Regions from separate parts of the Homo sapiens genome. Here regions 2, 3, 4, 5 and 6 are each linked to region 1. Evidence: chromatin loops called from intact Hi-C (ENCODE). Cell type or tissue: endothelial cell of umbilical vein. All regions are shown on one strand.

What was found. Hi-C counts contacts between places; a loop is a spot of excess contacts. Peaks named below come from ENCODE experiments on the same cell type or tissue, not always from the same donor. Only the 100,000 strongest peaks of a DNase experiment are listed, where the experiment ranks them.
Region 2: a loop joins it to region 1, with 16 times the contacts of the local background. A loop is called at or near these places in 14 of 110 quality-filtered maps.
Region 3: a loop joins it to region 1, with 19 times the contacts of the local background. A loop is called at or near these places in 75 of 110 quality-filtered maps.
Region 4: a loop joins it to region 1, with 2.0 times the contacts of the local background. A loop is called at or near these places in 2 of 110 quality-filtered maps.
Region 5: a loop joins it to region 1, with 3 times the contacts of the local background. A loop is called at or near these places in 3 of 110 quality-filtered maps.
Region 6: a loop joins it to region 1, with 15 times the contacts of the local background. A loop is called at or near these places in 7 of 110 quality-filtered maps.

What each region holds. Positions count from the first base shown.
Region 1 is chr1:36,701,485-36,706,484 of GRCh38, forward strand. LOC107984941 (a long non-coding RNA gene) reads right to left here and starts at 837. Exons shown (of 3, transcript XR_001737977.2): 1 at 732-837. RefSeq lists an enhancer at 2,325-2,414. In endothelial cell of umbilical vein, a CTCF peak has its summit at 2,389 (motif pointing right); a DNase peak (open chromatin) is centred at 2,427.
Region 2 is chr1:37,321,554-37,326,553 of GRCh38, forward strand. No RefSeq gene overlaps it. Among named protein-coding and RNA genes, the nearest start is that of LITATS1, 150 kb to the right of the region's middle. In endothelial cell of umbilical vein, a CTCF peak has its summit at 2,416 (motif pointing left); no DNase peak of the experiment used is centred here.
Region 3 is chr1:37,431,403-37,436,402 of GRCh38, forward strand. No RefSeq gene overlaps it. Among named protein-coding and RNA genes, the nearest start is that of LITATS1, 41 kb to the right of the region's middle. In endothelial cell of umbilical vein, a CTCF peak has its summit at 3,098 (motif pointing left); a DNase peak (open chromatin) is centred at 3,059.
Region 4 is chr1:36,862,261-36,867,260 of GRCh38, forward strand. All of the region lies in intron 5 of GRIK3 (glutamate ionotropic receptor kainate type subunit 3), which reads right to left. Among named protein-coding and RNA genes, the nearest start is that of GRIK3, 170 kb to the right of the region's middle. In endothelial cell of umbilical vein, a CTCF peak has its summit at 2,139 (motif pointing right); no DNase peak of the experiment used is centred here.
Region 5 is chr1:36,573,482-36,578,481 of GRCh38, forward strand. No RefSeq gene overlaps it. Among named protein-coding and RNA genes, the nearest start is that of CSF3R, 93 kb to the left of the region's middle. In endothelial cell of umbilical vein, a CTCF peak has its summit at 2,764 (motif pointing right); a DNase peak (open chromatin) is centred at 2,780.
Region 6 is chr1:37,174,351-37,179,350 of GRCh38, forward strand. No RefSeq gene overlaps it. Among named protein-coding and RNA genes, the nearest start is that of MIR4255, 15 kb to the left of the region's middle. In endothelial cell of umbilical vein, a CTCF peak has its summit at 3,106 (motif pointing left); a DNase peak (open chromatin) is centred at 751.

The DNA.
Region 1 (5,000 bases):
CCCTCACAGAGCCTCTAATGGACATTGAACAGAGCTGTCCACTCTTTCCTTCCTGACATATTGACTCCTCTGGGCCTCTAGGATACCACATTCCAGCTCACTGGTACCCCCCCGACCTTGGATCTCCAAATGTTGGAGGGCCCAGGGGCTCAGTCCCTGACCTTTTTTCTGTATTCATTCCCTCTCAAGTGATATCATGGAATCCACTGGCTTTACCTGTCATCTCTCTGTGGATATCGCCTGTCTTGCCCTCGCCACTGAGATCCAGATGCATTTACCCAGCTATCGATCCAAAAGCTCTACTTGGGTGACTAATAGGCACCTGAACTTAACAAGACCAAAGCAGGATCTTTGATTATCCCCTCCCTGAAATGTGTTTCTTCTCTGGTCTTTCCATTTCAGAAAACGGCATCATTACTCACTTAGTCGCTCAAGCCAAAAACCCTTCAGCAGGTTAATCCATCAGTCAGGCCTGCAAGCTGTATTCCTAAACATAGCCTCAATCTACCCCTTTCTGGCCATCTTTGCTATCATGCCACTGTCATCTCTCATCTGGACCACTGCAACAGCATCCAAACTGGTCCCTGTTTCCTTACTTTCCTCCGTAATGCTTCCCATTGCCACAGACCACAGGGATTTGGAAAGAGTGGGGGCTTCAAAGTCAGAAAAACCTGGGTTCATATCCTGGTTCTACCATGTATTATCTGCGTGACCTCGAAGAATTGACTTACCTTCTCTGAGCTTCAGTTTCCCATTCGTAGAATAAGGATTAAAGCAACTAACTTGCTTTGGTGATGAGGTGTCCATGGGGTCTTCTCTTCTACAGTTGAAATAATGAAATGGGGCTGAATTTGAATTTACTAGGAAAACACAAAATCAGACTAAACATTATGGGAGAATTGCATTGGGAAATATGCACGTGGTAAGTCTTGTGACCATCATAATTGTACCTATTATGTGTCATGCCCTGGCTCAGGTGATGCACATATACTAATGTTTGCTTTTTAAAACAACCCCATGAGACACACCCATGTGGGAGACTCAGAGTAGTTAAGTAATTTGTCCAAAGGCACACAGCTTGCAAATAGGAGGGCCAAATTTTGCACCCTGGTTCCCTGACGCTGGAGAAGCCCGTGCTTTCACTTTGTATGGTTAGATCAGATGAGATCAGGCACATTCAGGTGGTGTGACTGTAGCCTGCATGGCTAGATCAACGTACAATACAGCCTCACCCACGTGGAGGCAGAGAGCCCCTGACTTGGAGTTGGACTTGGGCTTGAGTTTAGGCTCCGCTGTTTGTAAAAAATACGCCTCAGCCAAGCCACTAAATCTCTCATAATATCTATTTCCTTGTGAGAGAAAAAAAAAGTGTCAATACAACAGTATTACCATATTGGAAGGTGCGTTTGTCCGTTTTGTGTCACTATAAAGGAATACCCAAGACGGGATAATTTATAGAGCAAAGAGGTTTGTTTGGCTCATGGTTCTGCACTCTGTACAATCATGGCGCCCGCATCATCTTCTGGTGAGGCCTCAGGAAGCTTTTACTCATGGCAGAAGGTGAAGGCGGAGCAAGTGCGTTGGCTGGCCAGGGAGGGTGCAAGAGAAAGAGGAGGAGGTGCCAGGCTCTTCTTAACAATCAGATCTCGCGATAACTAACAGAGTGAGAACTCACTCGTTAGTGTGGGAGGGCGCCAGGCCACTCATGAGGAATCTACCCCCGTGACTCAAACATCTCCCACTAGGCCCCCACCTCCAGCATTGGGAGTCACATTTCCACATGAGATTTGGAGGGAACACACATCCCAACTGTCTCAGGTGGTGTGAAATCAAATGCACTATTATGTGCTAAAGTATCCTGGAAACTATAAACACATAAATGGTTCTTTCCTCGCATAGTATTTATGGAAAATATGAGCCCAGAGAGGCTGCGCTGCTCTTTGGGGCTCAATCCTACTTCTTCGTCGGCTCTTTTACATCCCGAATTACTATGCTGTCCCCATAGTTCCTCTTGTTTTATTGACTTAGTTTCTCTATTAAACTCTCCAGGCTCTCTCCTCCGGTCTCCGTCTTTCTCTCCCACTGCTCCAGCCTCCTGGGAACCCTGCCTAGAGTCCACACTTGGAAGAAAATATCTGCAGCAGCAACTCCCATTGTACATTATGAGTATTCGCACCCCTAGGGAAGACAAGAGTGTTTTTAACCCACATGTAATAGTAAAGATTTTCTCGAGTTCCCATTTCCGGAGATACATTTTTTTACCTGGGACTGGAGTTGGGAGAGGCTGCTACTCTTCGGACCTGCGGCTTCTTCTGCTTCCTGATTCGAGTCCCTGTGATAAAAGGCCCCAACCCATGAGGGGCGGGAGGAGTTGAGCGCAGCGATGCCTGTGGCCAGTTGGGGGCAGCAGAGGGCAGCAGAGCAGGAATCACGAGGTGCTGGCAAAGAGGGCGGGTGGTGCTGCAGCTGCAGTGAGAGGCCCTGGGTGGAACGCGTGGCCACTGGGTCTGCTCTGCCCCAGATCTCCAGGCCACACTTTCTGGACTGGCCTGGATTAGACAGCAAAGACGTGGGAACTGCTTCCAGAAGGCCAGTGGAGAGAACATGTCGGTAACAGTGTGACAACATGGTGGTTCCAAGTGACAGACTCAATTTGAACCAGACAAGGCAAAAAGAAGACTATGGCTCACGGAGCCCGGGTTTCAGGGACAGTTGCAACCAGGAACTCCAATGCTATCAGGACCATCTCCCTCCTCTCTCCGTGTTGGATTTATCCTTTCCGCCTGCAGATTTGTTCCTTCCAGGGACCGGAACCACTGCCACCAGCAACTTTTGGCTCAGATGTTCTGTGATCTGTTGTTTTCCCTCAGTTCTGATGGGACAAACCTCAGGGGAGGACCTTCCATAGTCTCAGCGTAGTGCAGTCATGCTCTCCCCTGTGGCTGGGGGTGGCGTCCTCTGACTGGCAGCCAGGGCTGCATCCGGAGCACTCTCCAGGTGAAGGGCTCTCTCTGTGGAGGAATAGATGGGCGCCATTCACATCAACACAGCCTGCGGCGGTGTCCAACACCTTCCCTTCGGCACAACGGCACCAGCCTATGTCTCTGATTTGTGAACTGACTTTCAGAAATCAGGGTGGCAACTTCACCCACCCCTACTCTTCCTGAAATGAAGGGACAGTGTCCTAGGAGGACCGCAGCGTGTCTCTCCATCTTTTTTTGTTTGTTTGTTTTTTGAGACGGAGTCTCTCTCTGTCACCCAGGCTGGAGTGCAGTGGTGCCATCTCGGCTCACTGCAACTTCTGCCTCCCGGGTTCAAGCGATTCTCCTGCCTCAGCCTCCTGAGTAGCTGGGATGACAGGCGCGCGCCTCCACGCCCGGCTAATTTTTGGATTTTTAGTGGAGACAGGATTTCACCATGTTGGCCAGGCGTTTCTCCTGACCTCAGGTGATCTGCCCGTCTCGGCCTCCCAAAATGCTGGGATTACAGGCATGAGCCACCGCGTCTGGCTGTGCCTCTCCATCTTAAATTCACCTCTCTGCCGGTTGCCTTGGTGAAAGTGGATTCAAGGAAGGGGTCATCATGAGAGAGTGCCTGAGCTGAAGGGCAGGAGAGGAGAGGAGGGGTCTGAGCACCTCAGCGAGGCCTCAATTAGGATCAGCAAATAAGAGATTGTTGCAAATGTTCTGCAAGATGCATTGTATAGAGCGATTCACTGTGTGCCTGACATTTCCTGATAGCCCTGAAAGCTAAGCAGGGGCTGCTTAGCATTGCAATAAATGTCACCACCTGAACATTATTAGTGGTGTCTTCTGACCTGCCGGGTTATCTGGTGAGTCAAAGATGACGGGGTCGGGGGGGGGGATCTGTGGAGATTTTAGGAGATCCGAGTAGTGTCCTGGAGCCCCCAGAGGAGGAGGCAACAAAGGATGGGGAGAGTGGTGCCACACACATCTGGGTGCAGGATCTGCTACGAGTCTGGTGGTTGGGGAGGCGTGGGGAGACAGGACTGAGGGACCTGGCCAGAACTTCGGGCAGCTTTTACCCAGATTCCTTACATGTGTAAAGCATTCAAATGCACCACCTTGTTTGACCCTACCAGCCTTTGGTTCCATTTTACTGTTGAGGAGACTGAGAGAGAGAGAGAGAGAGAGACAAAGACTTGTTTAGAAATCCCAAAGTCAGTCAGCAGAGTTAGGACTGGGACTCAGGTTTCCTGGTGCCCAAACCAGGCCACTCTTTGTTCTCTGGAGGGTGGAACAGAGGCAGCTGGAACAGGAAAAAAAAGAAGGCAGCTGCTGGGACACAAGCATAGACATCTGGGGATGGAGGTCATCCAGCAGGCGGCACCCGGGTCCAGGCCTTGCAGCACACTGCAGGGTGCGCAGGGGAGCTCTGTAAAGTGAGTCCCTGGGGCTGCCACACTGAGAATTCCCCATTGCTGAATGCCCTTGGAGCAAATGGGTGTGTATTGACTTTTCCTGCGGATGATTGCATCCTGCCTTTGGGCACCTTCTGCACACCCAGGTCTATCTCCTGAGCTCCAATCTACATCTGCATCTGGAACATCCCCATTAGAAAGCCCGCAGGCAGCTCACACTCCCTACCTCTCAACCTGTCCACTCTTCCTCCATTCCCCCAAACTGCCCCTTCTCTGGGGTCTGCCCTCTCTGTGAAAGGCATCTCCCCCAAATCATTCAAGTCAGAAATCTGAGCATTGCCCTCAAGCTCCACTCCCCGTCTGCCCTAAATCCAGTTAATCATCAAGTCTCCTGGATTCCTCTTCCTTAATATCACTCAAATACACCCTGGCACAGGTCCCATCCTGTGCCAGGTAAGCCAGACCATGGAAGCTGGAAGGGCTTCTCCAAGCAAACTTCTTCCCAGGAGATGGCAGGGGTCTCCACTTGCCGGTGCTGAGGTTGAGGCACGAGGAGAGATGCACCCACTGGGGAGGGGGCAGCAGACTTGGCATCCTTTGATGAGGGAAAGTGAGCACG
Region 2 (5,000 bases), 620 kb after region 1:
TCTGTAAACTGTTTCACCTTTCCGCATATTATGGTGCCCAAGGTTGCACACTGGGGAATGTCAGAGCCAGGATTCAGCACAACTCTCCTTCCCCACCCATGCTCTTAGAGATCCAGGACTGGGGAGAGCATGACTTATTTTTCTCTGTTCCAAAGAGGATATTCTGGAAACGTATGATTGTGTCTGCTGTTGAATGTGTAGTCTATTTTATAAAAAGGTATGTGCAAAAGGAGTGGCCAGGGTGAGCCCCGGATGAAGCAGAGGATGGAGAGGAGACACAGGCAGGAGTGGGGACTTGTGACTTTGAGGTCCTGGGGGCTGTGCCCTGGGGTTGGTGGATGTGAGAGCAACAGAAGACAGGAGTTTCCTGGGAGCAATTATTCTACTTGGAAGAGGAGCAGGAGGCAGAGGAATGGAACACAAATTTATTGAACATCAACTGCGAGTCAGGCACAGTGCTAGGCCCTTACCTTCCTAATCCCATTTAATCACCCCATCCACAAAGCAGACAGAAAATGTCCATCCCACAAATGACAATGCTGAAGCTCAGAGAGTTTAAGTAAGTTGCTTAAGATCACACAGTTCATCAGCAGGGAAACAGAATACAAAACCAGATCAGGAGAGCTTATTCTCCTATATGTCAAACTTTGTGCACCTGACTTCCAAGCCTTCCTGCTGTAACTGTGGGCCTGGAGCCTCCTCAGCCCCAGAGTCCTCAGCCTTCAGCTCCCCTGTGAGCACTGCTCATCCTTCTGATGGAATTTGGAATCTTGTTGGCCTGAGAGCCGGGGACCTCCATTCTCTGCCCCAATTTTCCTTCCCAAAATGCTAGCCTGAGACCCTCTCTCTGGTCTTTGAAGGAGCTGTCCACTCTCCCCAGACCCTCCCAAAGCCTCTCCTTTGCTGGCCTGGGCACCCACTGCTCTCACAGCACATGCTCTGGGTGGAAGGAAGCAGGGAAGCTGCTCTGCTCCCTCGTCTCTTCCCCAGTGGATTTCTGCTCTGTCCTGCACATTCTATGGAGGAAAAGGGTCCAACTTTGACCGTCTGGGACACCTTCCCAGCAAGTGTCCTCTTCTCCAGATCATGGCCCTTTCTGAGTTATACCCTCCCCAGTGGGCATTTAGCTCATTTCTGGAACTAAATGGCCAGTGGCTGGCCTGGTCAATGGACAAGTTATACTCCTATTCATCCTTCAGATCTCAGACCAAACATCACTTCCTCAGGGAAGGCCTCCCTGACCCACCCGCGGACGCTCATTGCACTGTAAATTTGTCCCTCAGATTATTCTATACAATATCCAACCAAATCATACATAACATCATTCAGCGTTCGGTATTTGCCTCCCCTAATGAGCTGTGCACGCCATGGAGGTAAGGATTCTGTGTATCTTGTTCGACTATGAATCCCAGGCATTCTGCACACGATAGGAATGCAGTAAATATTTACTGAATGAATAATGAATGAATGCTCCAGACAGAATTGGGGCTCCCTCCTCTGGGCTCCCACAGTTCTCTGGACACAGCTTCTTTACCACTCTATCACACTGTGCCATAAGCCTCTATTTCAGAGTCTCAAACTCACAGCACGAGAGTCAAACCAGGCCCACAATTTTAAAGTAAGAGATGTTTTATATATATATATAGATAGATATAGATATATATATATATAGATATATATATATAGATAGATAGATAGATAGATATAGATAGATAGATAGATATAGATATAGATATAGATATAAAACCTAAACATTTAATTTATCTTGAAGAATAGGAAGATATGGCAGTGTTGTGCCACATTCCCACCTTGCAACAATCACGTGGAACTGAGTGGCAGCTGCCACCCTCTAGGTGGGGCCCCAAGTCTCCAGGTTGCCCCTCCCCAACTCCCTGTTCTTCTTACTCAGACCCAATTCACCCATCTCCATTACCACCCTGGCCATGGAAGGCACTTGGGTTTGTGACCCCCCTCTCTGTTTCCATAGCCCTTCCCCTTCCCTCCCCCGGCTGAGCACTCCCCTGCATGGGGTCCACACGGAGAAGATGCACCTCAAGGTTGGCTGAACGAGTGAACAAAAGCCAGAGCAAAAGGAAGCTACAGGGAGTGGTGACACCAAGTGGAGTGAACCTGAGTGTTGAGAGAAGAGAATGCCTTCCCTGAGGAATGGGAGCACCGGATTAGACGCTCTTTAGGGATTAGTCCAGAAAAGATAATTGAGTGTACCAAACACTTTGTATTTTGTCTCATTAGCTGCTCTGATGCTTGCCATGCTTAAAGTTGAGGGTGGTAAGTAGGTTAATCTCATTGAACTGGTTTAATAAGTAGAAATCCATTTTTAAATGTCTCCCAAGGATGGAAATCTTTGCTATGGCCCGGCTCCCCAAAGCGGCCTGGGACTCTACTGCCACCTGGTGACAATGAGTGCATATTGCAGGAAGAGTGTACTAAAAAGACAAGTGGTCAAGAACCTGGACCCTCCCCTGCCAGAAACAACCCTGAAAAGGGGACCCGGCGCCGTGGTTCACGCCTGTAGTCCCAGCACTTTGGGAAGCCGAGGCAGGCAGATCACGAGGTCAAGAGTTCGAGACCAGCCTGGCCAATATGGTGAAACCCCCGTCTCTACTAAAAACACAAAAATTAGCTGGGCGTGGTGGCAGGCGCCTGTAATTCAAGCTACTCAGGAGGCTGAGGCAGGAGAATTGTTTGAACCCAGGAGGCAGAGGTTGCAGTGAGCCGAGACTGCACCATTGCACTTCAGCCTGGGTGACAGGGCAAGACTTCGTCTCAAAAAAAAAAAAAAGAAAGAAAGGAAGGTAACCAGTGGAGCTGAAATTACTGGTTTAAAGGAGGAATTAAATTTAGTGCAACTCAAAACACAATTACCTAGTATTTGAGGTATCTGAGCTTGGAGTTTCCAACCCTCTGGGAGCTTCTAACTATAATCACGACAGACATACATAATTTACTCTAATGCAAAGTAGACTGAGGCCCAGGTCCAGAACTGTCAAATCCTTCTGCATGTGGGTGCTTCTGCTCAGCTTGAACTAACAACCAAGAGCTGGCAAATATGGACCAGGCACCAAGTAAAGTGTTTCTTACACATTTTTCTTTTCTCCAGTAAACCTTCACAACAATCTTCTAAAGTCCTATTATTACCCCATTCTACAGGACAAGGAAATGGAGGCTCAAAGAGTTGACATCAAGTGCCCATGGTCAAGAGCTACCATGAGCAGCAGAGAAAGGACTCAGGTCTGGCTTAGGTCTGGCTGACTCCAGGCCCTTCACTGCTTCTCTATAGTTTCCTATCTGCTCTAGACCCAAGGTAACCTCTTTGAAATTCCAGAGCTCACCCAAAACCAGCATCTCCCCTACCTGTAATTCCTGGAAGGACGGAATAGCACAAAGAGGAATGTTAGAACTTCCCACCTCATACCTTGGTTGTCTCCCTGTCCTTTCTGTCCTCTCCTCCTCCGCCTCTGTTCTACAAGACCCTCTGGGGCTCTTCTGGTCCCTGCCTGCCCCAGGGGAGGCTAGCTGCCTGTCCTGAGTCTGGATCCCAGGATTTTGGTCATCCCCATGCCAAGTTCACATCCCATCTGGTGGCATGGAGCCTGGTTTGCTGATCGGCAAGTTCACAGCATGAGCCTGTGCTCCCCAGAGAGAAATACAAAACCATAATTGTCCCCAGATTGGCTTGTGTTCTTTGTAGAAAGAAACAATACACAGCCTTTGTGTTCAAAAGAAAAAATTACTGAAACAAAAAATTTCCAGTTCACACTCTTTTGAATTGAGAGAAATAAGTAAACACTATTTCCCAAATCTATGTTCACTGGGAAGCCTCCTTTTATTATATTTATGCAAAAACATGAGCCAAATCTCATCCTACGCTGATATAAGACACATTTGATAATAAAATGCAAACGCTGTTTGCAAAGAATTAGAGAGGATCAAGTTCTGGTCTATTGTGAGGACTAGTTTTAAAATTAAGACTTTTAAGCTTCATGTATCCCAATTTTATTTTGCAATAATCCATGCCTTCAACTTACCCTGTTTATATTTGCTCCGAAAAATGTAGCCAAAAATTCACTGAACATTGATTGTGAAAAGGGTAACTCATTATCTGCTTTCATCCAGAAATAACAGAGAACGAAAGAAAGGTGTTTGCTTGTGTTCCCACAATTCTTTGGGAAATATTTGCTTTCAGACATTTTGTAATATTGTGACGTGTGCACATTTCTGCATGGAAGCTTTGTAATTTTTAAAAAGATACCAAAAGGAGCAGAAAGGAGACTAAAGGTTTGCACCTGTGCCCAGGTCACAGCAGAGCCTAATCTGCATACTCACCTGAAGGATTATGGGACATTGCCATAGCCCTCCGATGAGCATTGACACGAGGGGTCTCCAAGCAAGGAGGACTTTGGGAGGTTGCTGGAGGGACGTTGCATACTAAGCCCCATGGCCATGAAAGGAATATAGAGAGACCACCCCTGGTGCTAAAAAGGACACTCTCAGGGGGAGAGGGAAGGCTTACAGGAAAGCTACCCTAAGCCAAAAAGTAAGTAAAAGTATATGACCCACTATAACAGTGGAAGCCAGTGGCTTCCTCAATGGTATAACAGACAGGCTAGGGAGCCCCAGTGCCTGCTGACCAGTGTCCTGGGTTTCAACCCCCCGGCTTCTGAATCTCCCCCTTTGCTTAGGAGTTGAGCCTAGCCCACTTGGGATTTGCATTCACTGCCTGACCAGCGCCCCATCCCATTTCTATTCCTACCTCTCCCCTTGCCTTCCCTTTTTCATCTTCCGTTCATCCATCTTGCTAACTGACGGATGTGTTTCCATTACTGCCAACATTCACATTAAAACTCTCTGACCTTTATGTCGCTTTTTTTCTGTTCTTTCTAGAGCACTTTTACTTACACGAATGCTTCTTCAACTGAATACACACAACCCTTGGGGGCTCCCACCCGTGGGCCAGGGAGTATGCAGAGCCACATGAC
Region 3 (5,000 bases), 730 kb after region 1:
AGAGCCCACCCCACCTCAGCGGCAGCCCAAAGGCTGGGAGGAGCCCTGGGGAGGCCTGGCCAAGGCTTGCAAGTGCTAGACTGGAGGGCTGAGACCTTGAACCTGTCCCAGGGAATCCCATTCATAGTCACGCACACAGGCATGCATTACACACCACACACCCTCACACATACAGGCACACCCAATTCACCTGACCCAATAGAAGGCACATGCCACAATCACACACGTGGCACCTGCCTTGCATGCACTTGACATCCCACCAGCTGGATACTCATATCATACTGACCTCCATGTCCCCAAAAATGATCACCACTCACACAAAACCCATTCTTCACTACCCCGGAAACACCCAGACATCACACACTCCATGCAACTCACACCCCATCCAGACCCACACCACCCAAAACAATATACGTTCCTTGTACTCAAACATCAGACACACCATGAAAACACACAAACCAGTACACACCACCCACCCTCCCACATCTAAGCTGGCCTGCCCACCACACACACACAGGCAGGTGCCCCTTACACACCACACACAGGGCTGAGGGAGGTCCCAGCCAACCTCCACTCCCAAACCTGCATATCCATGTCCACGGGGCTGGAGCTGCCTGAATGAGGCACCTTTGTCTGACTCACAAAAAGGCAGTACTGGTTTAGGGTAAACATGGCCTGCAGAGCTGGCTGAAATTTTCAAACCAAACAATGCCTGATAAAGACTTCTGTCTCTGGGGCCAGGCGCGTTGGCTCATGCCTGTAATCCCAGCACTGGGATGCCAAGGTGGGCAGATGACCTGAGGTCAGGAGTTCAAGACCAGCCTGGCCAATATGGTGAAACCCCGTCTCTACTAAAAATACAAAAATTAACTGGGCCTAGTGGTAGGCACCTGTAATCCCAGCTACTCGGGAGGCTGAGGCAGGAGAATCACTTGAACCCAGGAGGCAGAGATTGCAGTGAGCCGAGACTGCGCCTGGGCAACAGTGCGAGACTCCGTCTCAAAAAAAGAGTTATGTCTCTGGGAACAAACTACGTATCCACAGCTATGTAACAGTTACCTCCATCCTTAGTGAATCACAATGTACATCCAATTATAAATGATGGGAAAACTCCGATATCAAAGGCTAAGTTAACATGTATGTGATGCTTGGTGCATGCAATAAATTCCATTTTTTATTATAAGCAGATATACTGGGGTTTTTTTTAACTAACAGAATATCATTTTACCTTCTCCACTAAATAAATGTTGTACAAATATTTAGAGAATATTGACATAAAGTGGCACCAAACTGGCCTGCTTGGGAGGTCCTTCTGTCTCCATCTGGCCCTGCTTAGCTGAGATCCCTCCTATGGCCTTTCCAACATGGTGGGCAGGGAGGGGCGGTGGGCCTGGCACGCTCGGTGGGCCGACGGTGCCTGTTGCTGGCTGCATCGGCCGCAAGGAGGCTCTGGCCAGCAAGACCGGCTGCACACCTAGAGGGAGGCTGACTGGAGGTATTACTCCTAGAGGGGCTGTGGTGGATCTTTCTAAGCCCACACTTGACTCTGTCCACACAGAACTCGCCTGTGTGTGGTCTTTGGGGAGGCTGCACGGGAGCAGCATACTGATCAGGCTGGAAGGAGAGAAAGAAAGAGAAAAAACACCTTCAAACAGCAGAGCTTCATATTCGTCGTTGGCTCTAAAAGACCCAAGAACACAGATGTGCACAGGCCAGCCCTGAGATAGCCACACACCATGACACACAAAAGACACAGAGGCAACGTGTATGCAGAGACAACCTGCAGACAGAGACAGCTCACAGCTGCTGGCGCAGAGCAACACTCGTGTCCCAACACATACACAAAGCACAGAGGCAAAAGCCAGCATGCCAGGCAGACAGAACCAGCCCCAAAAGCCCCTTCACATGCCGGACAGACACACTTGCATGCACGTAGGTACCCAGCACCTGCACACAGGGATGTGCCCCCGCACGCGCAGCGGTGCTGAGACACACTCCCGAGCACACCCCACAGCCACTCTGAATGCCTCATCCTTGGCAGGTGGGAGCAGGTGTCTCCTTGCAGGCGACCCTGCTCCCCACCTTCTCTCAGCCTTGAGGCCAAGGGCCAAGGGCCGTCGGACCCCCTGCTGTGACTATAGTGGGCATGAGATCTAAATGACCCAGACCTACCCCACAGGAGGGAAAAGAAGGTCCTGACATTTGTTGGCTCACTCCTCTCAAACCCCTGCCACTGGGCAATTCAGTGCGTACTGGAATTGCCAAGGGATCGTGCCACTGCATTCCAGCCTGGGTGACAGAGTGAGACCCCGTCTCAATTAAAAAAATAAAAGAAAAAAAAGAAACAAACAAAAGAGAATTGCCAGGGGAGTTTTTTGTTTGTTTGTTTGTTTTTGGGTTTTTTTGTTTTTGAGACAGAGTCTCACTCTTGTTGCCCAGGCTGGAATGCAATGGCGTGATCTCGGCTCACCACAACCTCCACCTCCCGATTTCAAGCGATTCTCCTGCCTCAGCCTCCCAAGTAGCTGGGATTAGAGGCATACGCCACTGCACCCGGCTAATTTTTTGTATTTTTAGTAGAGACAGGGTTTCACCATGTTGGCCAGGCTGGTCTTGAACTCCTGACCTCAGGTAATCCACCCGCCTCGGCCTCCCAAAGTGCTAGGATTACGGGCGTGAGACACCGCACCTGGCCAGGGGAGATTTTTTTTTTTTTTTTTTTTTTTAATGACTGGTGCCTGAGCCCCACCCTCAGACTCTGATTCATGGATCTGGGGAGGGCACCAGGCCTGGGTGGGTTTTTAACACTCCCCAGGCTACTCTAATGTGCTCCCAGGGTTGAAAATTACTTAGGCTTCCCAGGGTCTTGCGGGCATCCCTGGTCTCCGCAGGACTGCCCCAATCAACAAGATCCTGAGGGTGTGAAGGTGCCCCCTCTCTGCCCTTCAGCTCGCCAAGGAAGCCCTTGCCACACTGGGTCCGACCCACCCACCACGAAGACCCTTTTCTAAGTGCTGGTGGCACTTAGAAAAGGCGCCGGGCACGCCCATCTGCGCACTGCGGCTGCCCCCTGCTGGACAGAGCCAGTCAGGCCCAGCTGCTGGCATGACCTGCCTCTCCCACACAGGGCAACCCCAGGCTGAGCTGTTAGGGGAGCCAGAAGCACATGACCCTCAAGAGAAGTCCCCACACCTTCTGCAAGAGTCCACAAACCGTCAGCTCTGCACCCTCCTACAAAACCCCAGCTACCTCTCTGGTCCCAGCTGTCTCAGGCCTAGATGATCACAGGTATTTTCCTTTGTTCATCTACTCAGTGGTAGCCAGCAATGCTGTGCTGGACTGACCAGTCCTGGCAGCTGGGGCTGCAGAGATGAATAAGGAAGGGAACTGACAAGTCCTCCCATGCCCAGCCATCTTCCAACAGCTGCCCAAGCCACCTTCCTCCAGCTGCCTATGTCCTTGCTACTCCACAGCCCTTGGTGCTCCCTCCTGCCCTTAGGATAAAGCCCAGGCTCCTCACAGCCGGGCTCCTGCTGCCCAGAGCACATCTCTTCTTAGTCTCCCGGAAGGCCTTCCACCCTGGGACTGCCTGGCAAACTGTCATTCGCAGTTCTACTTTCTACTTATGCCACCTCCTCCAGGAAGCCTTCTCTGACCTCCTCCCTCCACCAGCCTTCATATCCATTAGCCACTACCTCCTCTTTTCCCCTGAACATTACATACTTGCCTCTTATACTGATTCTCTGTTTATGTGTCTGCCTCCCTCCGCTCTAGACTTGGGGTTCCCGGTGGGGCGGGGGAGGTTCAGGGACCTGGGATCGATAAAGGTCTGTAGAATTAATGAAGCCTTCTCCAACCTGCCCAGTCCATAGAAAGCTCTTCTGTCTCTGGGTGCACCACACCAGTAGGCTGAGTGCCTCCCTCAGAGAAGCAATCCCTAGGGCAAGGAAGAGAAAAAATAACAGCTATGACACTACTAAAGCACATGCTTACTAGGTACCAGATGTGTATTCGATTCCACATGTTTTACATATATCAATTCATTTAACCCTCACAACATTATTATGAGCTAGATGGGAAACCTAAGGTACGGAGAGGTTAGATAACTTGCCCAAGCAAACATACAGCTGTCAGTCTAGAGCTGGGATCCTGCCCAGGAGTTGGCTCCAGAGGCCATACTGTTAACCATGTTAACCACATTTTCCGGTTTTTTGTTTGTTTGTTTGTTTGTTTGTTGTCGTTGTCTTCTTTTTGAGACAAGGTCTCGCTCTGTTGCCCAGGCTGGAGTGCAGTGGCACAGTGGCTCACTGCAGCCTCCACCTCCCAGGCCTCAATAGATCCTCCACCTCAGCTTCCTGAGTAGCTGGGTCTACAGGTGCGTGCCACCACGCCCGGCTAATTTTCTTGTAGAGACGGGGTTTTGCCATGTCGCCCAGGCTGGTCCCACTCCTAGGATCAAATGATCCACCCGATCACCCGCCGTGGCCTCTCAAAGTGCTGGAATTACAGATGTGAGCCACTGCCTGTGGCCCACACTTCCCTCTCAAGGGAAGAGAATGTTGGTGGAGAACCCATGTCCATTGCGGCCCTGAGCTGCCTCCCAGGCACCTCCTACGGGAGACAGGAAAGGTCTTCGCAGGAGAGGCCAGACCCAGATTCCCTAGCCATCCGCTCTAGGGCTGTGGCTTCTTTCACTTCCTTCTTAATTTTTCCAACAAGAACAGATGCCACTGCAGCTGACAACTGCCTGTGTGAATGGAAAGGCGGATCCAGCCCCTCATTTGTCTGGTGAGAAAATGAAATTGGACAAGGAGGCAGCTGAGCTTCGGGAGACCTGGAGGATCCAGGGGTGGTGGCAGGCATAGGAGGGCACCCAACAGGCAGGGAATGCAATACAGGGACAGGATGGTAGGTCTGAAATGCCCCAAGACCCTCTGCACAAGCCCCTGCCTCTAACACTTTTTTTTTTTTTAAGATGGAGTCTTACTCTGTTGCCCAGT
Region 4 (5,000 bases), 160 kb after region 1:
GGACATTTGCAGGCATTACAAATCAGGATTTCTGTGTTTTGTCTTTTTTCTCCCTTTCAGAGAGCTGGTTGTTAAACATTGACTGATGCATCGTTGATTGTCTTACTCCAAACCCTCTATGTTCTATGTCCTCGGTGGGTGTCCAGGACAAGACATGCATCAGAGCTGTCTTTGGGGATTTTATTTTTCTAGAATATGAACCACACCTAGATAACGCTGATGCATAGTCTGTGGTGGAGCCTGGAGTCTGTGTTTTGAGAAGCCACTAAGCGATTACTCGTGACTGAGAAACACACACAGATGGGTCTGGGTTTAGATCAGGATGCCTCTCGAATCAGAGAAGGGCAGCAAAGAGGGGAGAGAATAAATATCCCAGAAGAAGTCTCCCTCCCTCAGCTCCTCCAGGGCGGCTCCCTGAGGTGGCCAGACATGGGCCAGACCACCTGGGCTCGAGTTTCACCCTCTCTCCTCATCTCAGTTGCCTCATCTGCAAAATGGGGTTGAAAGTGCCACCTACCATATAGAGTTGTCAAGGAAAATAAGTGAGTTTGTAGATGCCCTTAGAACATGTCTGGGACATATCAAACATCATGTATGTGTTTGACACATGTTTATGTTCTGCCTCGTCTGGCAGGAGGTTGTGACAGCTACTGGGTACATACAGCCCCCAGGGCAGACATAGGTTGGTGTCTTCCTACCTTACTCGTCTTGGCAATATCAGAACAAGCAAAGTCAGCTCACATTTACTGAGCACCTACAAATCTCAGAATGGCAGGCATTGTTCAAAGTACCTTACTTGTATTAACTCATTGATTCACATGGGCACACGACTAGGATGGTGTTATTATCACCCCATTTTAGAGGAAAGAACTGAACCACACAGATATTAGGCCTTTTGCTCAAGGTTCTGTAACTGGGGAGTGACAGAGTCAACACCAGGCTACCCAGCTCCAGAGCCCTCCCTCTTCCCTATGATGACGCATCTCCTCCTACCGAGAGGCTCTACCTGCCCAGCCCCCAACTCATGCCCACTGCCAGGGCAGTCACCCTCTGGGCAGGGACTAGAGGGATCTTTCTAAGGTATAAATCCAAGCCTGTCATTTCCACACTTCAAATACTTCCATGACTCCTTGTAGTCTTTTCAGAATATGGTACAAATTCCTTAGTACAGTTTTCCAAAGCTCTCCACCCCTCCAGGCTCACTTTCCTTCCTACCCTCTCAATTTTTTTGTCCCAGGATGCAAGTTCAGGCCTTAATTTTCCCAGTCTCGCTGGCCCCTGTACCCTTTGTCCTGCTTCTCGTCCCTCTGTTCAGCACCTTTGTATGCCTTCTATTTCCAGGCAAGAATGCTTGTCTTCTTGACCTCTCTTGGGTGAGCTATTCTCCAAGAATCAGCTCAAGTATCACCTCTTCCAGGAAGCCCCTCCTGATTGCTCCTGTACACATGCACAACAGAGTGCGTCAGACGCGATTCTGCTCTTATCCTGAGACTTCTGGGCTTTCATGCCACTGGTAACAACTGCTTGTGTCTGGGTCTGTCTCCCCTATGAGCTATGGGCTGAATATTCCTGTTACCCAAAGTGGAAAGAAGGGTCAGCCAGCTGAGTGGCTCCTGGGGCACTTAAGCATCACTGAGAAGAGCCTGGAATGTAGCGACAAGTGTTTCACATCCTCCTCTCAGGGGCAGCTTCAAGGAAGGGCAGATGAAAATACTAGGTTAGTGCAAAAGTCATTGTGGTTTTTGTTATTATTTTAATGGCACCAACCCAATACCCTCCCCATGATATAAGTGTTATTGCCGGGAAGTGGCATTAGTTGTCATTGTTTATCTATTAACTTATTATAATAGTTCTTTTTTCACCTCTAGGCTTTTATCTACATGTGACATGTAGCAGGGGCTCAGCTGGGGCTAATTAACTCAGGGTTATCTACAGACTGGAAGTTTAGGAGAGGGTTGGTAAACTGCCTGGGGTGGAGGATGAGATCTTCCCCAAACTGCCTTTCAACCAGGAGGGTCTGGGGAGCTGGAAGGATTTCCTTTTGGACAGTGGTGTTATGCAAGTTTGGGGCCAGGGCTGACCTGCTGCGACCATGGAAGAGAAGCTGAGCTCTGCCTACAGGGGGCGCCCTCCTCACCTTTCCTTGCATGGCATTCAGTCTCTTCTCCAATTCAGTGTTGACCTGATATCTAAGGCTTGAAAGATGCCAAAGCTTTAGACTGCCCAGGGCCTCCATGACTCGATTTACCCTCATCTAGGTAACCAGAGGCCAACCTGACTCAGTGTGAAGGGCAGCATCTCTGGCCTTGGTGGGAGCTTGGGTGCTGGTGGAACCAGCCCTTCTGGTCTCCAGAGGCAGCATTTGGTCTGTTGAGACTGACACAGAGGCTGCAGCTGATCACAGCCCGGGAGGGGGCAGGTTGGGGTGGTAGTGATTGGGATGACCTTCCTCCCTGTAACCCCTGAGCCTGGGCTTAGCTGCAAAGTGTTGTAGGGCCTGTGGCACAGAGTGCCCCCATCCCCGTGATACGAGGACAATGACAATGGGGAGCTGGTGAAGAGGCTCTTTTGTCCAGCTCCATTTTTTTTTTTTTTTTAATTCAGACTGCCCAGGGCCAAGACCCCAAGTGCTGTACACTGTGAACTGTGTGCAACCTTGCTGCTTGGCAAAAAGTTGTGTTCTCGATGCCAAATGTTGACACACTGAATTCAGTATCGACGAGGGACCTTTTAGAAACATTCAGCATAACATAATAAACTAATTCATTAGCACCCCATGGGTCTGAATGGGTAGGAGCTGAAGCTTGGAAAACATCGCCTTAAGGAATGACAGATGAAAATATCTTCCCCATGATATCACTGTTATTGCCAGGAAGTGGCATTAATTGTGATTGCTTATCTATTAATTTATTATAATTCTTTTTTCACCTCCAGGCTTTTACCTACACATGACATGTACCAGGGGCTCAGCTGGGGCTGATTAATGCGAGGTTATCTGGGAATGGCTCAAAGCTGGTTGGAACAGATAATGGCAGCTGGGGTAATTAAAATATCTTCTGCATGGAAGAAGCAAATTTGGAGAATTTTTTTTAGAGGCGAAGAGTTGGTGATGTGGGTTTCCTAAAGGGAAGGAGATAAATGCCAGATGCCACTGTCCTCCCAAATAAGCCACAACTGACCAATGGGCACAAAGAGGGAGGATCACGAGGTAGAGGCCTCGGCAACAGGGCCGGAAGTGGATCCTGAAGACCGGAAGCAGGATATGACTGAGGGAGAGGACCAGGAGCACAGCTGGTGCTCCAACCGATGGGGTTCTGCTGGGAGATACTCTGGGAGACCCCGCCCCATACTCCACTGCAGAACTGTGTGTATTGCAAGGGCTATGCCTCCCTGGAAGGGTCCATTCTTCCCGACCCTCAGATTGTGTGGGGAGGAAGGACAGTCAGCTGGAACAGCCAAGGACAGGACCAGGAGTCAGGAGCCAAGGCCTCTTGTCACTGATCTGCTATGAAACTTCAGGAAGTGCCTGATGCCAGGTTTCCCCACCAGTCAATGGGGAGTGCAAAGTGCCCTGTTGCTGGCCTCAAATGTGTAAAGAGGAAAGTCAGAGGGCTTTCTTCTTGCTTTCTTTTTTAAAGTGACAGGGTCTGGCTCTGTCCCCTAGGCTGGAGTGCAGCGGCACAATCTTAGCTCACGGTAGCCTCTAACTCCTGGGCTCAGGCAATCCTTCTGCCTCAGTTTGCCTTCCAAGTAGCTGGGACTACAGGCCTGCCCGACTATGCCTGGCTAATATTTTTATTTTTGTAGAGATAGGGTCTCACTATGTTGCCTAGGCTGGTCTTGTACTGGCCTCAAGTGATCCCCTTGCCTTGGCCTCCCAAAGAGTTGGGATTACTGGTGTGAGCCACAATGTCCAGCCCTAAAATCAGAGGGTTTTGGAACTGGTGTAGCATGGGAGCTGCTGGGATTTCAGGAGGCTCCGTTTCCCCATTGACCTCAATTACCACACCTGAACCAACATGGTCAGGCATTGTGTGGAATCTGAGCCAGCCAGAGGAGGCCAGGGAACACTTGGTGTGGACTTTCAGCATGATAGGTTTCAGCAGAGGGCTTTGGAGCTGGACAGCTCCCTGCTGCGAAAAAATCCTTGCTCTGCTCCTTTCTTGCAGAGTGACTTTGAGCCTCAGTTTCCACGTTTCTATAAAACTGGGAGAGTCTATCTCCCTTGGAAAGTTGTTCTGAATTTTGGATGGGATGGGGTATGTTGAGCACACAGAAAACAAAAGCAGGATGTTTAGTTTATTTAACACTTACACTGTAATAAGTGCCAAGCATTGTTCTAAGCATTTTATGACGTCAATGCACTCAGCGTAACAATCCTGTGAGGTAGTAATATTACTGTCACCACTGTATAGATGAGAAAATGAGGCACAGAGAGGTTAAGTAACTTGCCCAAGGGAGTGGAAGAGTCTCAATTCTAACTCAGGCCAACTGGGATCAGAGTGGTTTTAACTAACTGTTGCTATGATGATGTGTTGACAATTTCACGGATTACTTTCCACATTGCATTGCAGTCATCCATCCGTCCATCCATCCAGCCGTCTGTCCATCCATCTGTCCATCCATCCAGACATTAATGAGCACCTACCATGTGCCAGCTTCTATGTGGGTGCTGGGGACAGAGAGGTTAACTGGGCACAGTTCTTGTTTCTTATATACATGAAGGAAGCCACCAGCTTGTGAGCTTTGTGTTGAATCCATCTATGTACACCCCTCCCACCCAAGTGCCTAGTGCAGTGCCCAGGACCTTGGAGAGCATTTGTATATGGCTGCTGGATAAATGAATCAATGGATGATTAAGAAAATGAAGAAAAATGGACACTGGCCGGGGCTAGTCTCTGTTCCCTAGAGACTTTAGCACACCACAGCTACCCTGGGTACATCATATCCCAGTTGACCATCCATTCCTCCTCTGCCTCTTCTCACCATCTCTTTCTCTG
Region 5 (5,000 bases), 130 kb before region 1:
TTTCATGGTCTAAACCTTAATGGTTTTTAATCATAAAATATTAGTGCTGCAGGGCACTTAGCACTGGCACCTTGCTGGTGAGGGATGGCCTCCTCCCCTTCACGGCTCCAAGGGGAGCACCCCTTGGAGGAGGGGCCGATATCGCCCTGCACACACACCCAGGGCAGCAGAGCCTCCCACGTGCCTGGTGTGGAATTGGCCCAGGCCTGGGCACAGCGTGGGAGCCCCTGGAGGACAGAGCATCCTACCAGTCAGTCCCCCTAGTTCTAGAGGCAACCAGCTCCTCAAAACTGATCTGCCTTCATTAAGATTTCTTAAAAATAAAAGCTTCTGCCTTTGTTTCTCTCACTCAGATACACTTTTCACCCCATCTCTGCTTGAGGACCCCACCCCCCTGTCCTGTCTCCTAAGTGGGGTGCTGCACAAGGATCAGACCAGCTCCTATTCATTTCTGTATCTTTGGTGCCTGGCACAGTGCCTGGAACAGCATTGGTGCTCAGTATTGGTTGAATGAATGAGTAGATGTGTTAGACTCTAAAGGCAGGTTTCAAAAAGGAATTTTCCATTGACTCATTCATTCATTCAACAAATATTTATTGATCACCTACTATGTGCCTGATCTCAGAGATGAATCAGACCCAGGTCCTGCCCCCACTATACTAGATGCTGTACAGGGGACATCCCATATGCTAGGGCCTGGTGGGAGCTCAGGGAGGGGATCCTGGAGGATGAGATAGAAAGGGCTTTTCAGCAGGGAATCTGAGCCTCCTGAATGAAGCTCAGCCTCCTCAGGGGACCACTTTGAAAGCCCAAACTTGTGAGATGTAGAGATATGAACAGATCGCATGTCTAAGCCCTCTCTCATCCCAACCAGGGAGGGCTTCCTGGAAGGGGCTTCCTTGAAGAATAAGGTTTGGATGTTGTGAGTGTGTTTGTGGGAGCAGGAAGTCCTGCTGGCTCTCTGGGAGAGGCTGATTCCTCTGGTGCAGAGGAAGACATGGGTGGGAGGTGATTGTTGCTGTTGTTTATTTGTACCAAAAATGAACACATTGCATACCCCACCCAGCTTCCCCCATCCCCAGCGCCTACGGGGAAGTCAATAGCAATGGATTACACAGCGAGGGGAAGGCTGAGAGCACAATTGGAAGAAAGATAAAGATAATTAAAACTAATTCCAACTGTTCCCAGAGAAATCAATTTCATAACTTCAGTGTGTCCCTAAGCTTGTTTCTGAGGCTCTGCAGCACTGAGCACAGGGCATGTGTTTGAGTGTGTGATGTGCAGACACTGGTATGTGTATACACGGGTGCCTGTAATGCATGCGTGCATGTATGTGGCTTCATGCACATGTGTGCATGTTTGTATGTACATATGCATACTTTGTGTATGTTGGGGGGACACACAGGTGTGTTGGGCAGCAATTCCTCTAGGTCTCCATGTGGTACCAGCTTATGGCCTCACCTTTGATTCTGGAGGAGGAGGGGTGGAAAGGGTAAGAGAGTTAGGGTGGCTGGGTAGGGTTAGGTTACCCTCCCCTATACCAAGGCCTTAGACACCACCTGTCTAGTCCAACTCCCCCTTATACACATGGGGAGACTGAGGCCCGGAGAGGGGAGGCTTGCCATGGGTCACGCAGCAGGTGAGATGCAGCAATGGAACGAGAATGCTAGTCTCCTGGGTTTCCTCTACTCTAAGGACTTGCTGGCCACTGGGACAAGGACAGCCAGGGGTGGAAGGAGTGGTAGATCTGATTTTATATGGCTGGGAAGCTCCCGTGTGAATAACCCCTTAATTATCTAATTTCTTCATTCTTCTAACATAGGCTGAGCACCTGCTATGTGTTAGCCCTGTGGGTTCTCTAGCTTGTCTAGGGGACTGGGGGTTGTCATAGCTGGCTCTGAGAGAGGTTGGTTCCTCTGGGGGAGAGGGCTGCTTGGCTGTGGTGACTGGTGGATGGTGGCCTCTCCTAGTCCCTTATGGGTAAGTCTCTGAAGCAGTGCTCAGGACAGGGCCCCGTCTAAGAAGCATGGGCTGCCAAATGGCCTTCCCTGGCTGAGGATGGTTCTGTTGGCATTGCTGTCACGGCTGGTGACTTCTCACAGGGACCTCATGGTTTGCCTCTCAGGGACTTCCTGGTGTAGCCAGGAGTCCTGCCCATGCCCCCCAGCCCCTTGGTGAGTGTGCCTTGGGCAGCGTCTGATATGTCCCTGAGTTTCCCAGGACCTGGCACAGACCCCAACACACAGTAGGTCCTCCCCCAGCACAGGACTGGCAAACGAATTAGCGAACCTTTGAGGACTGAAGTGATCCCCTCCAGAAAACCAAGCCAGGAAGTTTATCACTCTAAATGAACGGTTCCCTCTACCTACCTGTGCCTGTGTCCTCGACTTTTAAATGGGGCACTATTATCCACATGGCAGCTTCAGTGAGTGTGAGACGTGGTGGCACATCACTTCGTTTCCCCTTCTTACAGGCCCTGAGCTTTCCCGTTCATTTTCCCTTCTTATAGCGACTTCATTTTCCTTTCTAACAGGCCCTGAGCTTCCGTGAAGAGGGTCACTCCATGAGCAAGGAGCCAGGGAACAGCTCATGGCCATACAGCTTCCTGGAAGTAGGGGGTGGGTGAGGTGACGCTCCCAGCGCCTCCAGGCAAGGTGTTTGGGCACTCCATCCTTGGTCCAGCCTTCCATGGTGGGCCTTGGGGGTGGGGATCCTAGAGGGCTCCTGGGCAGCGCATCGGTTCCTGAGGTGCCCCGGATGACCTCTAGATGGCAGCATTGGCGAGCGGGAGCCAGATAGGAGCTGATGGGGGTGGGCTGGGCCTGTGGGCTAAGACTGCAGCTCCTGTCCTTAAGCCCCCACCTTGTCCCATGGTCTGAGAGCAGAACGTGGGTGGGGGTGGGGTGAGGGAAGAAGGCACCTTGGGAATTCCTGGACTGGGGAGTCAGGCTGGTCCTTTCTCTTCCTGAGATGGTCCTTCTGAGAGCTGGATTTCCAGCTGTTGAATCTGGAAGTCAGCAGCTGGGCAGGACACTGTGGCTGGAACCTCTTCTCTTAAAGACCCTCACACCCTAAGGAGTGGGACCTCCAGGGGTGTGGGCATGAGGGTTTCTTTGGCAGCAGGGCAGTGGACAACCATGCGGCTAGGATGCCCAGCAGCCCCAGTGTGAGGAAACCACTTTCTGCTCTGTTCTACCCTTCTCAGCATCCCCTCCTCTCTCTCCCTTTCCCCAGGAAGCCGGAGAGGAACAGATGGGAACTGTCAGCAACTCGTTAGGGTTACAGATGGGGTGCTGGGGTCGGGGAGGGAGGAGGGGAGTTGGAGGGGGCAGAGTTCTTGGCCAGGTCCCTGTGGAATCCCAGGCAGGGCCCGCTGTGGGAGGGCACTCTAGTCTTTCCTCTCAATTCCTTTCCAACCTGGGGAGAGGCCTGGGAGAAATCCCAGGCTCTCCTGGCGGCTGCATCTGGTAGTAATCTGAAGGTGAGATGGGAGTTCAGGGGCTGAGAAGCTTGCAGGCATCCTTTGTTTTTTCCAGGGCCTGGCCTGCTGGTGCGGGCTAGATGGCAGTGCTCCTCCTCACTGCTGTCATTCCAGGGCAGCTCTCAACTTCCCTGGGAGGCTAGGGATAGATTTGATATAGGGTGGGAACTTACAGCACCCCCAGATCACAAGGGAGAGGGGACTGAAGACCATCTTTGGTCTGCAGGTGCTCTGGGGAGGAAACAGTGGGTGAGTGTAGACTGTGGGGCCCTGAGCCACCTGCCATGGCCTCAGGTGCTGCGGCAGGCAGCTGTTTATAGAAGGAGGATATTTGGGATAGGTCACTGAGCCTTGACTGCCCAGCTAGCCTCTGGTGTCTTGGCCACAAAACACTGAAGCAGCTGCACGGTGCAGTGCCTCAGTGCTGCAGTGCTGCAGTGACAGAGGAGGCCTGAGTGCGGGTGTCTGGTCTGCTACCAACTCCCGGTGACCTTCACCAACTCATTTTCCCTCTCTAAGCCTTAATTTCACCATCTGGTAAATAATAATAATAATAACAATAATAATAATGGCTCCCTTCCATTGAACACTTACACAAGATACAACATTTTGTGTGGATTATCTTATTTAATGCTCACAACCCCCCTATGGAGAAATGAAGACTCAAAGGGGGTGAGTGACTTGGCCAAGGTCACACACCAAGGGGCAAGAGATCAGACCCAGCACTGCCCGAAGTCAAGGCCTCGCTCCTCCCCTGTCCTTTCCATAGGGCTGTCTGCTCTTTCTCTGGTGGGTGGGGGCAGAGGGCTGACACACATTTCCTTTTTTTTTTTTTTTTTTGAGACGAAGTTTTGCTCTTGTTGCCCAGGCTGGAGCGCAATGGCACGATCTCGGCTCACTGCAACTTCTGCCTCCTGGGTTCAAGCGATTCTTCTGCCTCAGCCTCCCGAGTAGCTGGGATGACAGGCAGGCGCCACCACGCCCGGCTAATTTTGTATTTTAAGTAGAGACAGGGTTTCTCCATGTTGGTCAGGCCGGTCTTGAACTCCTGACCTCAGATGATCTGCCTGCTTTGGCCTCCCAAAGTGCTGGGAATACAGGTGTGAGCCACTGCGCCTGGCCCCGAAACTCCTATCCTAACGTCTCTCCAGGAGGCTTAGGAGTGGGTGAGTGGAAGAGTGGTTATCGTAGAATTCTAGATTTAGCCAATAAAAATCCAGGATGCCTAGTTAAATTTGAATGCCAAACAACAAGTTTATAAGTGTGTTCCATGCAATAGTTAAGACATACCCATACTAAAGAATTACATATTGTTTATTGGCAACCCTGGCCAGTAGAATGCATTGCACTGTGCGTTTACTAATTTCCAGGAATTGTTCTGGAGATTGGGAGATGAGGGCTGGGTGGAAGAGAGCAGAGATGTGTATGGGTCACACCCAAGCTTTGCCACTCACTGCTAGGGCTGCCTCTTCGGGCTCAGTTCCTTCATCTGTCAAATGGGAAGAAGGACCGTCTCCTC
Region 6 (5,000 bases), 470 kb after region 1:
GATGCTTGGATTTTATCTTCTCTCTCCCTCTGGCTCCCCAGTTTGGTCCATAGCATCTCTCAGGACATGCCTGGGACCCACCCTAACTGCCTCCCAATATTTTGCCTCTTGGACCACGGACCAGACTCTAGGACTGCCAAAAGCATTGGCAGTTACCATCCCTCCTTCTCTGGCAGTACCCACATCCAGGCTGAAATGCTCCAAGTCCAACTCATTTGAGCTGCTCTCTCGAAGCCAAATGCAAGAAAGGCTTTTTTCATTAACTAGCTGGCCTGATTAGCATTTATTAGGGCTCCCCGCAGCAACTCTCTTAGCCTCCTCCTCCATATACTTACTAACCCCTGAGGCATCTCCACCAAGCTCTAGAGCTCCTTGGAACACCATTTGAGAATTGTTGCTTTGATCTAATGTTGTCACTCTACCTTTAGGGAAACTAAGTCCTACAGTCATGGTCTCAGCCTTAGCACAGTCTAGACCTCGTGTTTAAACCTGGCTCAAGGTTCGCACATGATAAGAACAGAAGACCAACTAGGGAGGCCTCCATTTTCATGCAGGGCTGCTCACCTTCTTTCTGCCTCTGCCTCCCCAAATCCCAAAGCTAGATTCCCTCATGGCCCTGCCTGCAGACCAACTAGCAGACAGGTCAATTCTGCAGTGAGATTCCAGATTCAGCCTTAGCATATCAGCTGGGAGACTTAACAATGAGTCACCGTACTGGTTGATCCTCACTTCCCCCCAGACCAACTCTGTTTCCTTTTCTAATCTGCTCCATGACCCGGGAATTTAACCTCACTGCTGGGTTCAGCCAATGGGAGTCATCAGCAGGGCAGAAGGAGAGGTTGGGTCATTTATTCTCTGCCCCCTTCTTGCTTTGGCACCATGTTTCTGGCAGTAGCTATACCCCTCTGTGGCTAACAGCTCTCCCCAGACCTCCTCCCTGGCTCCAGCTCTTACTGGGCCCTTTTTCTTTTTGATCCTCAGAGGAGTAGCAGCTCTCTGCTGCTGTGACTCTCGGGGTGATCATTTGTTGATTCCTGTTATTCTGCCTACACCTCTATAAGCAGTCCCTCCATCTACCTTTCTTCATTTGAATCACCTGGTGGGTATTCTGTTTCTTGCCAGGCATTGAATGATACAATCACTTTCCTCAGACTCAAGGTTCAATGTCCCAGCCGTGGTGGCTTACCTTAAGCTGTGTGTCTAAGCCTCATGCTGCACTCCCAGAGATAAGATTCTCTACAGGAACTTGGGCCTGCGTGTGTTTGACATATAGGCTCCCCTGCCCTGTCTCTGGTAGCCCTGTCACTTCCCAGCCCTGGCCTTGTCCTGATGAGAGGCTTTGCCTGGTCTCCAGCCTGTACTCTGGCCTCTCCTCATGTTGTCAAGGCCAGAGCCAGCCTCATGTCCTTGTGTTCTGGCCTCCATGCTGGCCTTGGCTCAGACATACTCCCTCTTGTGTACTTTCCATACCCTTTGATGACCCTGCCCATGGACTCTTCAACCAGTGCCCCAGGGCATGTCCAAGGTATTCCCTCTGGCTATCTTGGCTTTCTGCCCTTCCCAAGGATTCTGGGCCATGCTCAGTGACCAGAGGTGCATCTGCCTGAGGTCTTTCTTATCTCTCCAGCACACTCTGGGGCAGGGCTCTGGCTAGGCTTCCCCCAGCCTGTGTCACTCCCTGACTCACTCACTTAGCAGAGAGTCTCTGAGCATCTCCTGTGTACCAGGCCCAGCCTTATGTGGCACACAGGGTTCCTAAGTCCATCAGACCTGGCCCCCTGCCCTCAGAAAGCTCACAGTCTAGAGGGGAAAGGTCTAAAGGCACATCATTACCTTGGAGAATGACAAGCACCCTAAGGTCCAATGGGAGGAGGCTGGAGAGTGCTAAAGCTCGTCTGGAAAGTTTACAGAAAGCTTCCTTAGGGAGGTGATGTCTCTGCTGAGGCTCAAAGATCTGGTGGATAAGAGTGGCCTGGACTAGAGTGGGCACAGTTGTAGGTGGCAGATGAAATGCTCCAGAAGTGGCTAACAAGAGGCTATTGGTGACATGTCTGCCCTTGAGGGCAGGGTAGGAGAGCTAATCAAGGTGGCTGTCAGGTCATTTAGGTGGGTGGATGGGAGAGGTGCCAGCCTCTGAGAATAGGATCACAGAAGGAGGAGTGGATGTGGGGAGCAGCTAGGGGTGGGAGCAGCTATGGGTGGGCGCAGCAATGGTGAACTCAGTTCTGAAGTGCCTTGGGAATGTTCCTGGAGGGACTTGGGACACAGGGAGAGAGCTGGGAGTCAAAACCTCCATGTGAAAGCTAAAGCAGGGAATAAGAAGTGCTGCTGAGAGAGGAAGAAAGGCTGAGCACAGAGCTGATGGACACCAACATTTAAGAAAGAAGGTTTTGGAAAGAATGAGAAGGGGTGGTAAGAGAAGTGAGAGGGAAAACAGGAGAGGTTGCTGTATGGAAACCAAGGGAAGAAGGGTCTCAGGAGGGGGCAGTCAGCATGGGAGGGTGACTGGCACAGAGGGCTCGTGCAATATGGAATCACAATGGCAAGATCCTGGCTCCTCCACTTGCCGTGTGTATAACCTTGGACGGCAGTTCAAGTGGGAGACTCAGTTCCCACTACGTAAAAGCAAACAACAGTGGTGCCTTTTGGGGTGGTTCCATTCACATGAGCATGTTGTGAAGCATCTAGCACAGTGCATGCCACACTTAACATGTTCAACAGATAGTAGCTACGCCTCTGAGCATTAATTCACTCAGAGAACACTCAGGTGCACGCATGAAATGATCCTTCCTACAGAAGATGCTGAAACAAGATGAGGTCTAGTCTCAAAAAGAAAATTACATCAATCACTGAATCCATGGGAACAAGTGCCAAGTGGCATAAAAAGGAACCAGAGAGTGGCTGCAAGCGTCCTCAGGAGGCAAAAACCCTGCTGTCGCCATAGTTTGGGCTTGGAAAGCTGCAGACACGGAACTTGCCGTGGAGGAGAGACCCATGAGCCAGGACTGGAAGAACATCCAGGAGGAGGGAACAGCCTGAGCAAAGGCCCAGAGGGAGGAACTTGCACCTTCATAAGAGACTCTTGGGGCTCCCTGCTGCCCTCTGGTGCCAGGCTCAAGGGTAAATGGCTCCTTGTCTGGGCGACAAATTCACAACAGCAGCAGCTTCCAGCCCTGCACTCCACGTCACCAACAGGGGGATGTGATCATTAGGTGATTATATTTTCAAGGCCCAAATTGTTTTATTTGTTTCCCTGCCAGCTTTCATGAGGCCATCAGTCATTCCCCACACAGATAACATTTCTTATGTACATTGACAGAATAAATTACATGGTTCTCATCCGGCAAATCCACATTACAGGGGAACGTTATCTTTTGCAAAACGCTGCCCGGGCACATCATAAATCCTAACCAGGTTTATTACATCTGTCTTGTCATAGATTCATTTTATTGAGAAGTGGGCTTTTTTTTCCAGATTAATAATCACATTAATAGATGAGATTCTTTTTAGAGGATTCTTTTATTGGAGAAACCAAAGGAAGAATTTCATGGCTGCAGAGCATGGCCACACTAGTGGCTGGTGCTGTAAGACTGTCCTTGTCATGCTGACAATATCCTCCAGGATTGGGAACTGGGAACTCCTGACTCACCAGGGACTTTGGGCCAGCTCATGATCCCTTCTTTGCCTCTTATTTCAGAGCTCTTTCCAAAGAACAAATCCAGAAGCTTCCAAGATGGGATCAAAGATGTATTGGGATATTAAACCAATCAAATTAATATTTAATGAGTAACTAGCATGTGTGCAACTGACAAATCAATGAAGGAAAGAACGTTAACCCACTTGGAACAAGAAGAGAAGAATTCAGCACAGAGTCCTCAGAATTGGGCTTCCTTCCTGCCTGCCCCCCTTCAGTAGGTGGCTCAAGCGCCTGAGGTAGGTAGCCTGCTAGCTCTGAGATTCTTTCTCCTCTTTTTGTTAAGTGAGAAGATTGGTCTAGATTAGGGGTTGGAAAACTATGGCTGAAGGATAAAAACAAGCCCATCACCTGTTTTAGTAAATGAGATTTTATTGGAACATAGCCTCTCCCATTTGTGTATTGTCTATGGCTGATTTTGCACAATGGCAGAGCTGAATAGCTACAACAGAGACCTTCTAGCCTGCACAGCCTGAAATGTTTACTCTCTGGCTCTCTACAGAAGAAGTTTGCTGGCCTCTGGTCTAAATAAACTTCAGGTGGACACAGATCCCACAATTTGCAGCCAAGTTGTGGGATCTGTGCTGAAGTGCTTTAACATTGATTTGAGTCCATTGTGCTAAATGCTTTTCTTGCATCATCTTATTTAATTCTGGTTCTATTCTACAAATAAGGAAACTGAGGCTTTAAGTGATCCAGTGACTCTTCTAAAATCACCAAGAGGCAGAGGCAGAGTCAAGCTAGGAATTCAGGCCTGTCCAGTGCCAAAATCCCTTCTTTCCTTTCCAGGAAATGGCCAGGGTACCATGGAGATGTTAATTAGTGAGAATTGGGGAGACAGGAGGAAACTTCCTAGGGGACCTCAAATTTGGCACTTAAGATGTGGAAGTGTGGAGAGAAAGGGGGAGGAACTCCCGGCAGTGGGAGCCCAGGAGAAGAGGAGGGGGCTGTTATGCATCACAGGGCTGGGCCCTGGTGTAGCAGTGAGAGAATGACTTCCACCTGCGGGCTGCCATGATGGGCATGGCCTCATTTAAGGCTTACAGATGAACTCTAAGGTGGGTACTTCTACAGTCTCCACTCAACAGATATAGGAAAGAAGCCCAGAGAGGTAACCGCCAGCCCAAAGTCACACAGTGGGTGAGTAGTATTTCTTCTTCACTTATGTGGTTTTGGCAAGTTCTTTGCACCGTATCAGGCAGTCTCACCTGGAGTAAGAGAGAGAGCTGGTGGGACAATTTTGGGATAAAAAAAAAAAAAAAGTAAGATCACTTCAGCCATGGGGCAGGTGGCATCAGAGTGGCAG